3 separate regions of the Homo sapiens genome follow, and regions 1 and 2 are each linked to region 3. A link is an interaction called in ENCODE POLR2A ChIA-PET data of the cell type or tissue named here. Cell type or tissue: B cell. All regions are shown on one strand. Region 1 overlaps LOC124902934 (a long non-coding RNA gene). Region 2 overlaps LOC105378250 (a long non-coding RNA gene). Region 3 overlaps ATF7-NPFF (ATF7-NPFF readthrough).

The links. ChIA-PET counts read pairs that join two places held together with the same protein. Peaks named below come from ENCODE experiments on the same cell type or tissue, not always from the same donor. Only the 100,000 strongest peaks of a DNase experiment are listed, where the experiment ranks them.
Region 1: POLR2A ChIA-PET joins it to region 3 with 5 read pairs; 1 of 35 experiments calls an interaction of 5 or more read pairs at or near these places.
Region 2: POLR2A ChIA-PET joins it to region 3 with 6 read pairs; 2 of 35 experiments call an interaction of 5 or more read pairs at or near these places.

The regions. Positions count from the first base shown.
Region 1 is chr12:52,019,456-52,021,955 of GRCh38, reverse strand. All of the region lies in intron 1 of LOC124902934 (a long non-coding RNA gene), which reads right to left. Among named protein-coding and RNA genes, the nearest start is that of TAMALIN-AS1, 13 kb to the right of the region's middle. In B cell, CTCF peaks have their summits at 806 and 1,008 (motif pointing right); DNase peaks (open chromatin) are centred at 232 and 1,095.
Region 2 is chr12:53,763,865-53,766,364 of GRCh38, reverse strand. All of the region lies in intron 1 of LOC105378250 (a long non-coding RNA gene), which reads right to left. Among named protein-coding and RNA genes, the nearest start is that of CISTR, 13 kb to the right of the region's middle. In B cell, no CTCF peak of the experiment used is centred here; no DNase peak of the experiment used is centred here; H3K27me3 peaks cover 788 bases.
Region 3 is chr12:53,585,775-53,588,274 of GRCh38, reverse strand. The region is part of intron 2 of ATF7-NPFF (ATF7-NPFF readthrough); the gene reads left to right. The region is part of intron 2 of ATF7 (activating transcription factor 7); the gene reads left to right. It overlaps LOC124902937 (a long non-coding RNA gene), which reads right to left. Exons shown (of 3, transcript XR_007063316.1): 3 at 2,198-2,500. Among named protein-coding and RNA genes, the nearest start is that of ATF7, 39 kb to the left of the region's middle. In B cell, no CTCF peak of the experiment used is centred here; no DNase peak of the experiment used is centred here; H3K27ac peaks cover 247 bases.

The sequences.
Region 1 (2,500 bases), 1.6 Mb after region 3:
AAAAAACAGAAAAGAATTGCAAGGGGGAGGGGAAGGGTAAAAAGAATGGCAAGAGTAGGAGTATGGCCCTATCTGCTGTTAAATGTCCCCCACCCTACTGACTGCTGTAGCTGCCAGCCACTGGTCTTGCCTTATTTGCCCAGAGACCACACTCCTCAGAGAGAGTGGCTCCAGCCAAGCCCTCAATTAGAGTGAGATTTGGGGGGCTCCAGAAGAAGATGCTATGTATGCTGGGACCTGGGTGGGCTGTCACTCTGTGGGTTGCTGAGTGGACCAGATCAACTGTGAGTCACTAAAGGCTAAGTGACTCTGTAGGGGAGCAGCTGGGAAAGAGACCCAGAGGCAGTATTTGCATTTTTACTTTTTGCATAAATTTATATGTTCTCCCCACAAAGGCCAACTCCAAGATGGATCACTGAAGCTTAGGAGGTGTCCCTGAAAGCAAAAATTCATATGTCTTAGGCAACCTGGTGGCCTCCTGCTCCTGGGAGGTCCCCATATTGATTGCATGCAAGACACATCTCTAAAAATAAAAATAAATTATAAATAAATAATAAAAACACTCTTGCATCTTGCTGTTGAAAAGTATGTTTCCTCTCCACTATCAACCCCAGTCCATGAGCTTTCATACCACACAGGGTTCTGTGCAGAGAAGGTCTGTTGGTTGGAGTCATTTAGTCATTTAGTTAGATGTTCTGAACTCAACTGTTCATTCATTCATTCAGACGTACCTGCCTTCGATCAGTGCTGGCATGAGATGGGGTTCACTCCCTTGGGAGCCCACAATCTGGGTGGTGGAGTGAGGAGAGGCCCTGGGACCAGAAGCAGTGGGAGGGTGTCTGAGCACTTCAGATAAATGATTGTGGGGTTCAGGGGAGGCTCCACTTTGTACAAGCGTGCAGCAGGCTGAGGAAGGGCTGAAGAGGTGGGCTCTAAGGAGGGAGGGAGGCTGCTCCCAATGGTTGGCTGATGGGAGAGCCCTGCTCTGTGCCCCTCTCCACCTGGTATGGTCCCGGCTCCCCACCAGGGGTCAGCACACTGCTGCACTCTGGCTGTTTTACTCTCTTGAGGAACTCTCTTGGGTTTCCGTGGCCCCTCCAGAGCCCTCAGCTTCCTTTCTGTCTCACTTCTCTGAGCCCATCACTCCCCACTTACGGTCATTTCATCCACCTGTCGGTGCAGGACCAGGCAGCCTCCCAGCCAGCCAGCCTGACGTCTCTCCTGAGCTGGGGAATCCCACAGCCTCCCTCACTTCCCAGCCTCATGAGCTTGGGCTGGGCAGCAGAAGGGGCCTCCTGCTGTCCTTCCTCTTCTCCTGCTGCCATTCAGCGCAAGGTCTCTGGTTTGGTTTCCAGGGGAAATGGGAGGGTCCAGAGGTTCACTCCTTCTAATAAGTTTTCCCACATGTGTTAGCAGAGCTCTTCTCCAAGCCCACCTCCCCTGTTTTGTGGACCCCACCAAGTCTCCAGAGCCCCCCTATGCTCCCCTTAGATGGGAATGCTCTCCCTCCCTCCAGCACAGCACCTGCATGCATGGAACCGGGAACTCTCTGGGCTGGCCCCTCCTCCTACTGCTCCCTGGCAAACCTTGGACCTGCTCTTTCGGGTCCTACCTCTCATATACCTCATATACCCACCATGCCAATACCACTTTTTCCACAGGCGAGGCCCCTAGCCTGAGAAGTTCAGCTCATTACTCACCATCTCTTCCACCCTGTCCTCACACCCCTTCCTCCAGGAAGACTTCCTTCTCACCACCCTAAGCTATAGAGACAAACAGGCATGAGAGCATCCTGGCCTTGCCAGGCGCCAGCTATGCTGCCTTAACCTAATTCTCAGTCTCTTTATCTGTCAAATAGAGAGCTTTCAGATGTACTGTGAGGTCTCAGTAAGGTAATGGATGTGGAAGTGTTAGCCCAGCACATAGGGACACAGAAGTCACCTATCCTTTTCTTTTTTTTATTTTTTGAGACGGAGTCTCGCTCTGTTGCCCAGGCTGGAGTGCAGTGGTGCTATCTCGGCTCACTGCAATCTCCACCTCCCAGGTTCACGCAATTCTCCTGCCTCAGCCTCCCAAATAGCTGGGATTACAGGCATCCATCACCACGCCTGGCTAATTTTTGTATTTTTAGAAGAAACGGGGTTTCGCCATGTTGGCCAGGTTGTTCTTGAACTCTTGACCTCAGGTGATCCACCTGCCTCGGCCTTCCAAAGTGCTGGGATTACAGGCATGAACCACCACGCCTGGCCACCTATTCTTTTCTTGTGGTGCAGCTGCCACCCCCACTGCCCACCCCCGAGCCTGATGATGGGAACCTGCCCTTGCTAGGCGCACTGGCTGCTTCTGCAGGGCTCTGTGGGGACCTCAGACCAGAACCCTATCAGCAGGGCCATGTCCCTCCCCTGACCATGCATGAAGCCTGGAGTGGAGGCCTCTGTCCTTCCCTGGAATTGTTGGGAGCCCCTTCTGCCCTAGCATGGGGGAGGGGCTCCCACAGAGT
Region 2 (2,500 bases), 180 kb before region 3:
TCCCTAAATTATTACCACCACAACGACCACCAAATCACCACACACTCACACACAATGCAAGACAAATGGTGGCAAATAAAGAATTCCCCTCTTTGGGAGCTTACATTTAAGAGATTTTGTGGCTACTTCCCCACTCCTCAAAATAAGTAAAAGATATGTAAACCATGGACTGAAACGTATAATCCTCAATCAGAAATACACAGAAAAGTGTTTATATCAGAGGCAAGGGCATGCCAAGATCCCAGATGACATCATAGTTGACAGAAGATATGAGTGGGAAGGGCTTCATTTTCCAGTGTTGGCAAGATTAGGGAGTATCTTCCCTGCACCTCAGGTCAGTCTGAGAAACCTTCGTGGAAGAGGGGGTAATTGCTCCATATGGGGATTTGGTTTCCCTGGGAAACATCAGTTCAGTCTACATCTTCATGGTGGTGAGAAGCTTTGCTATGAGCCAATAAATCAAACCTCACTTAGGCCTTCCTTCCATGCCTCCCATCAAAAACAAAAATAAATAAATAAATAAACTCTACATATGCTTTGAACCAGTAAATCCAGTTCGCTTAACTGCACTTATCCAGTTAAATGTTTACTACAGATTCTAATACAAATCTAAATACCAAAATATAATAATAATAATTCTCAGTCTTGGTCTGTGCTGAAAAGGAAAATAGAAAGAAACAATTTCAGTACCAATGAATGTGTTACTTCTCCGTAGGGAAAGAGAAGTAAAGCTGAGATGGCTTCCCTAAAAGGTTGGAAAGAAAGCTATGGTAACCAAATCTAGCTCAGACTAAAGAAAATAAATATCCAAGCTTATCTCCCAGGAGTCTTCTGAGAATGACCCCACAAAACTGACTGCTTATCAGGCATCCTCCCACACCTGTGAACTTTCTGTGTCCTGAATTCTGTCTGAATGATACTTGAGAGAATACTTTGTCTCCCTATCTAAAAAAAAAACTCCTTAGGGTAGAAACTGTTTTATGTTCACACACTAAGCTAGAAATTATAATTCTGCAATAAATATTACTAGCTCAACCAAGTATTGAACTTGAAAACTATGACAGCCCCCGAACTGCTCAGGAGACCAAGGGGAAACACAGCCACCTCCTCCAATTCACCTACCTACCCTACCACCCCAGCACTGCAACTCTTAAACCTCATTCTAGCTGGGCAGAGGCCAAATTCCAAGAAAACCCATTCTGATGTAGACCAATCCACTACAGGCCAAATGTACACCAAAATGATGTAGACAAAATCTATCCAGATGTAGACAAAATTCATCTAGATGCAGACCAAAACATTTTTGCTTTCTTCCCTCCGTATTATGCAGTCCCAGCTACATGCAGACACTACACTAGTACCATTGTGCTATGATTTGGGTAAATAATCAGACATCCAAAGCTTCTCCAGAGGCTACGCATACTTCCTATTATCTGGTGTCATTTCGGAATGGTTGTGAATAAGGTGGCTTTTCTGAGTCTCTCTGGGACAACTTCAGAGATGGCAGAGTCAAATCCGGATCTCTTCATTCAAGATTTGACACATTCACAGGTTTAGTTTTAGTCAGAATCCAATTTTGGAAATTCTTAACATTTCTATCACACCAAAAAAGATTATCAACTTGACAAATCAGAAAAGCCTGGGCTTCTGCTTCTAGAGCTCTTCAGAAATTAGATGGGCTACCAGGATGAATCAGAATTAGATTTTCCAAACAGAATCACAACGAGAACTGGGAAAAGCCAGGGAGGGTGTAAAAGATTAGAGATTTAGGCTGGGCACAGTGGCTCAAGCCTGTAATCCAAGCACTTTGGGAGGCCGAGGTGGGCGGATCACGAGGTCAGGAGATCGAGACCATCCTGACTAACCCTGTGAAACCCTATCTCTACCAAAAACACAAAAAATTAGCCAGGTGTGGTGGCACATACCTGTAGTCCCAGCTACTCGGGAGGCTGAGGCAGGAGAATCGCTTGAACCCAGGTGGCGGAGGTTGCAGTGAGCCGAGATCAAGCCCCGGCACTCCAACCTGGGTGACGGAGCAAGACTCCGTCTCAAAAACAAAAAAAAGAAAAAAGATTAAGAGATTTAAAAAGCGATGTGTGGCTGGGTGCGGTGGCTCACGCCTGTAATCCCAGCACTTTGGGAGGCCAAGGTGGGTGGATCACCTGAGGTCAGGAGTTTGAGACCAGCCTGACCAAACATGGTGAAACCCCATCTCTAAGAAAAATATAAAAATTAGCTGGGCGTGTTGGTGGGTGCCTGTAATCTCAGCTACTTGGGAGGCTGAGACAAGAGAATCGCTTGAACCCAGGAGGCCAAGGTTGCAGTGAGCCAAGATCATGCCATTGTGCTCCAGCCTGGGCAACAGAGCGAGACTCCCCCTCAAAAAATAAAAAAAGTGATGTGATACATTGAACAGCAAAAATCAGTTACTTTTCTCCCTTCCTCCCCTTTGATTCTCTACTCCCCTTTTCTCAACCCAGCATCGTATCAACCCAGCACT
Region 3 (2,500 bases):
TTAGAAACTGTGCTGTGTTAATGCAATGGAAATTTCATTTATCATCACAAGTGAAAATATATGGCTATGTAGATTCATGGAAATATTTACATGAAATAATTTAAGTGATAAAAATATGTAGAAGTGGCCGGGCGCAGTGGCTCATGCCTGAAATCCCAGCACATTGGGAGGCTGAGGCCAGCGAATCACCTGAGGTCAGGAGTTCGAGACCATCCTGGCCAACATGGTGAAACCCTGTCTCTACTAAAACTACAAAAATTAGCTGGGGGTGGTGGCAGGTGCCTATAATTCCAGCTACTAAGGAGGAGGCTTAGGCAGGAGAATTGCTTGAACCTGGGAGGCAGAGGTTGCAGTGAGCTTAGATCGTGCCATTGCACTCCAGCCTGGGTGACAGAGCAAGACTTCGTGTCAAAAAGAAAAAAAAAAAAAAATATATATATATATATATATATATGTAGAAGTATACATAGAGGATCAAAAGAGACCAGAGAATCTAATAGTTGATATTTACAGTAAAGGGATTCTTTGTATATGTTGTCTGAATGTCTTTAACTGGAAAGTTGCTTAAAACATACATTTTCCCATTTTCCTTTTTTTTTTTTTGATCGCTCTATCACTCAGGCTGGAGTGCACTGGAGTACAGTGGTGCGATCTCAGCTCACTCACTGCAACCTCTGCCTCCCACGTTCAGGCGATTGTCGTGCCTCAGCCTCCCAAACAGCTGAGACTACAGGTGTGAACCAGCTAGTTTTAGTATTTTTTTGGTAGAGATGGGGTTTCACCATATTGGCCAAGCTGGTCTTGAACACCTGACCTCAAGTGATCCAAGTGATCCGCCCATCTCAGCCTCTCAAAGTGCTGGGATTACAGGCGTGCGTCACGTTTTCCTTCTTTTTTTTTTTTTTTTTGATGCGGAATTTCGCTCTGTCACCCAGGCTGGACTATAGTGGCACAAACTCGGCTAACTGCAGCCTCCACTTCCCAGGTTCAAGTGATTCTCCTGCCTCAGCCTCCCAAGTAGCTGGGACTACAGATGTGCACCACCAAGCCCAGCTAATTTTTGTATTTTCAGTAGAGATGGGTTTTCACCATGTTGGCCAGGCTGGTCTCAAACTCTTGACTTCAAGTGATCCGCCCTCCTCAGCCTCCCAAAGTGTTGGGATTAGAGGCGTGAGCCACCGTGCCCAGCACATTTTCCTTCTTGATTCTGATGATTCATTGTATATCTGTGAACCATGTGAAATTAACTGTGCATTCAGCTGCAGGAAATACCTGACTAGAGTCTTGTCTTTTCCACCTCTTACCACGAAGTCAAGTTCTTGGCTTCAGAACTGAGACTGCCTCACTGGGTAAGGTTGTAACTGACCAAAATGATCACTCGTGATATCCAAAGATCTCATTTGTTTATTTTGCTGGGTGCCTCTGATAGACCAGTTAGTTGTGTGTGAGCGTGCACGTGTGTGCGTGTGTGTGTGTATTTGTGTGTGTGTGAGAGAGTGATGACAGGAGTTCCTATAAAAAAGTAAATGCAAAGAAAAAGTGGTTCAGGGCAGCAGCCTGTAGAACTGAGCTAAAAGCTTGGCTCCTGAGAAGTTATCAGAGAGACAGTGACAGTTTAATAGGATGGATGAAGACTACATTTTAATGCTAAGCTTTGATTACCTCCATTTTATGTCTCTGTTCTCAAGCTCACTGACAATAACAAATCTTACATTGGCATAGTTATTTGAATCAAGTGAAAAGAGGTGTTCAGATAGTTTTAAAGATCTCAGTTGTAGTACATACCTGGAGTTTGTATAATACTAGAATGGGTAAATAGTATTATAGACATCTGTCACTTCAGTGAACATCTTTTTTTTTTTTTACATGGTGGCAATCTATGCACATTAATTTTTTAAATTACATTATGTTCATAACTTCAGACATTTGTCATTTTACTTCAGTTTCAGGTATTTTTTAGGACTAACGGAGACTGTAGTCTCCTTAGGTTGTACGTATTGTGAGGGAACAATAAAAGTAGTCTAAAAATTTCAGGGGTCTAGATGTCTGTGTATGTTTTATAAAATATCATATTATATTCAACACTTTAACTTTCCCTCTTCAGTCTTTCCTGTTCTTTCCTTCTAGGCTTTACCTAGATAATTGCAATAGTGGATAGGGGAGACTTTATTTCAGCCTTCTTTCACTTTCTGTGCATTTGAAACTATAACTAGACAGGACCTTATGGAGGTTTGTACTTTCAGTTATGCATATTTGACTGCCCAGATGAGGAGATTGTATTCACATACATAGCTGCTCTTGGCAGAGTCATGGTTAAAGGTTTGAACATACTGTACCTTGTTGGCTATTCCCATAGTCCTAAGGGAGGCATTTTGCTTCTCCATAGACAGTAATCGGCTTGTCAGAGTGGAGTGGCTTTTTGTTTTTCCTTTATCTAGTAGAATGGAGTGGGCTAAGCCTTTCTGGGAAGCAATTTCTTCCTCCACCGCATGAACAGAAG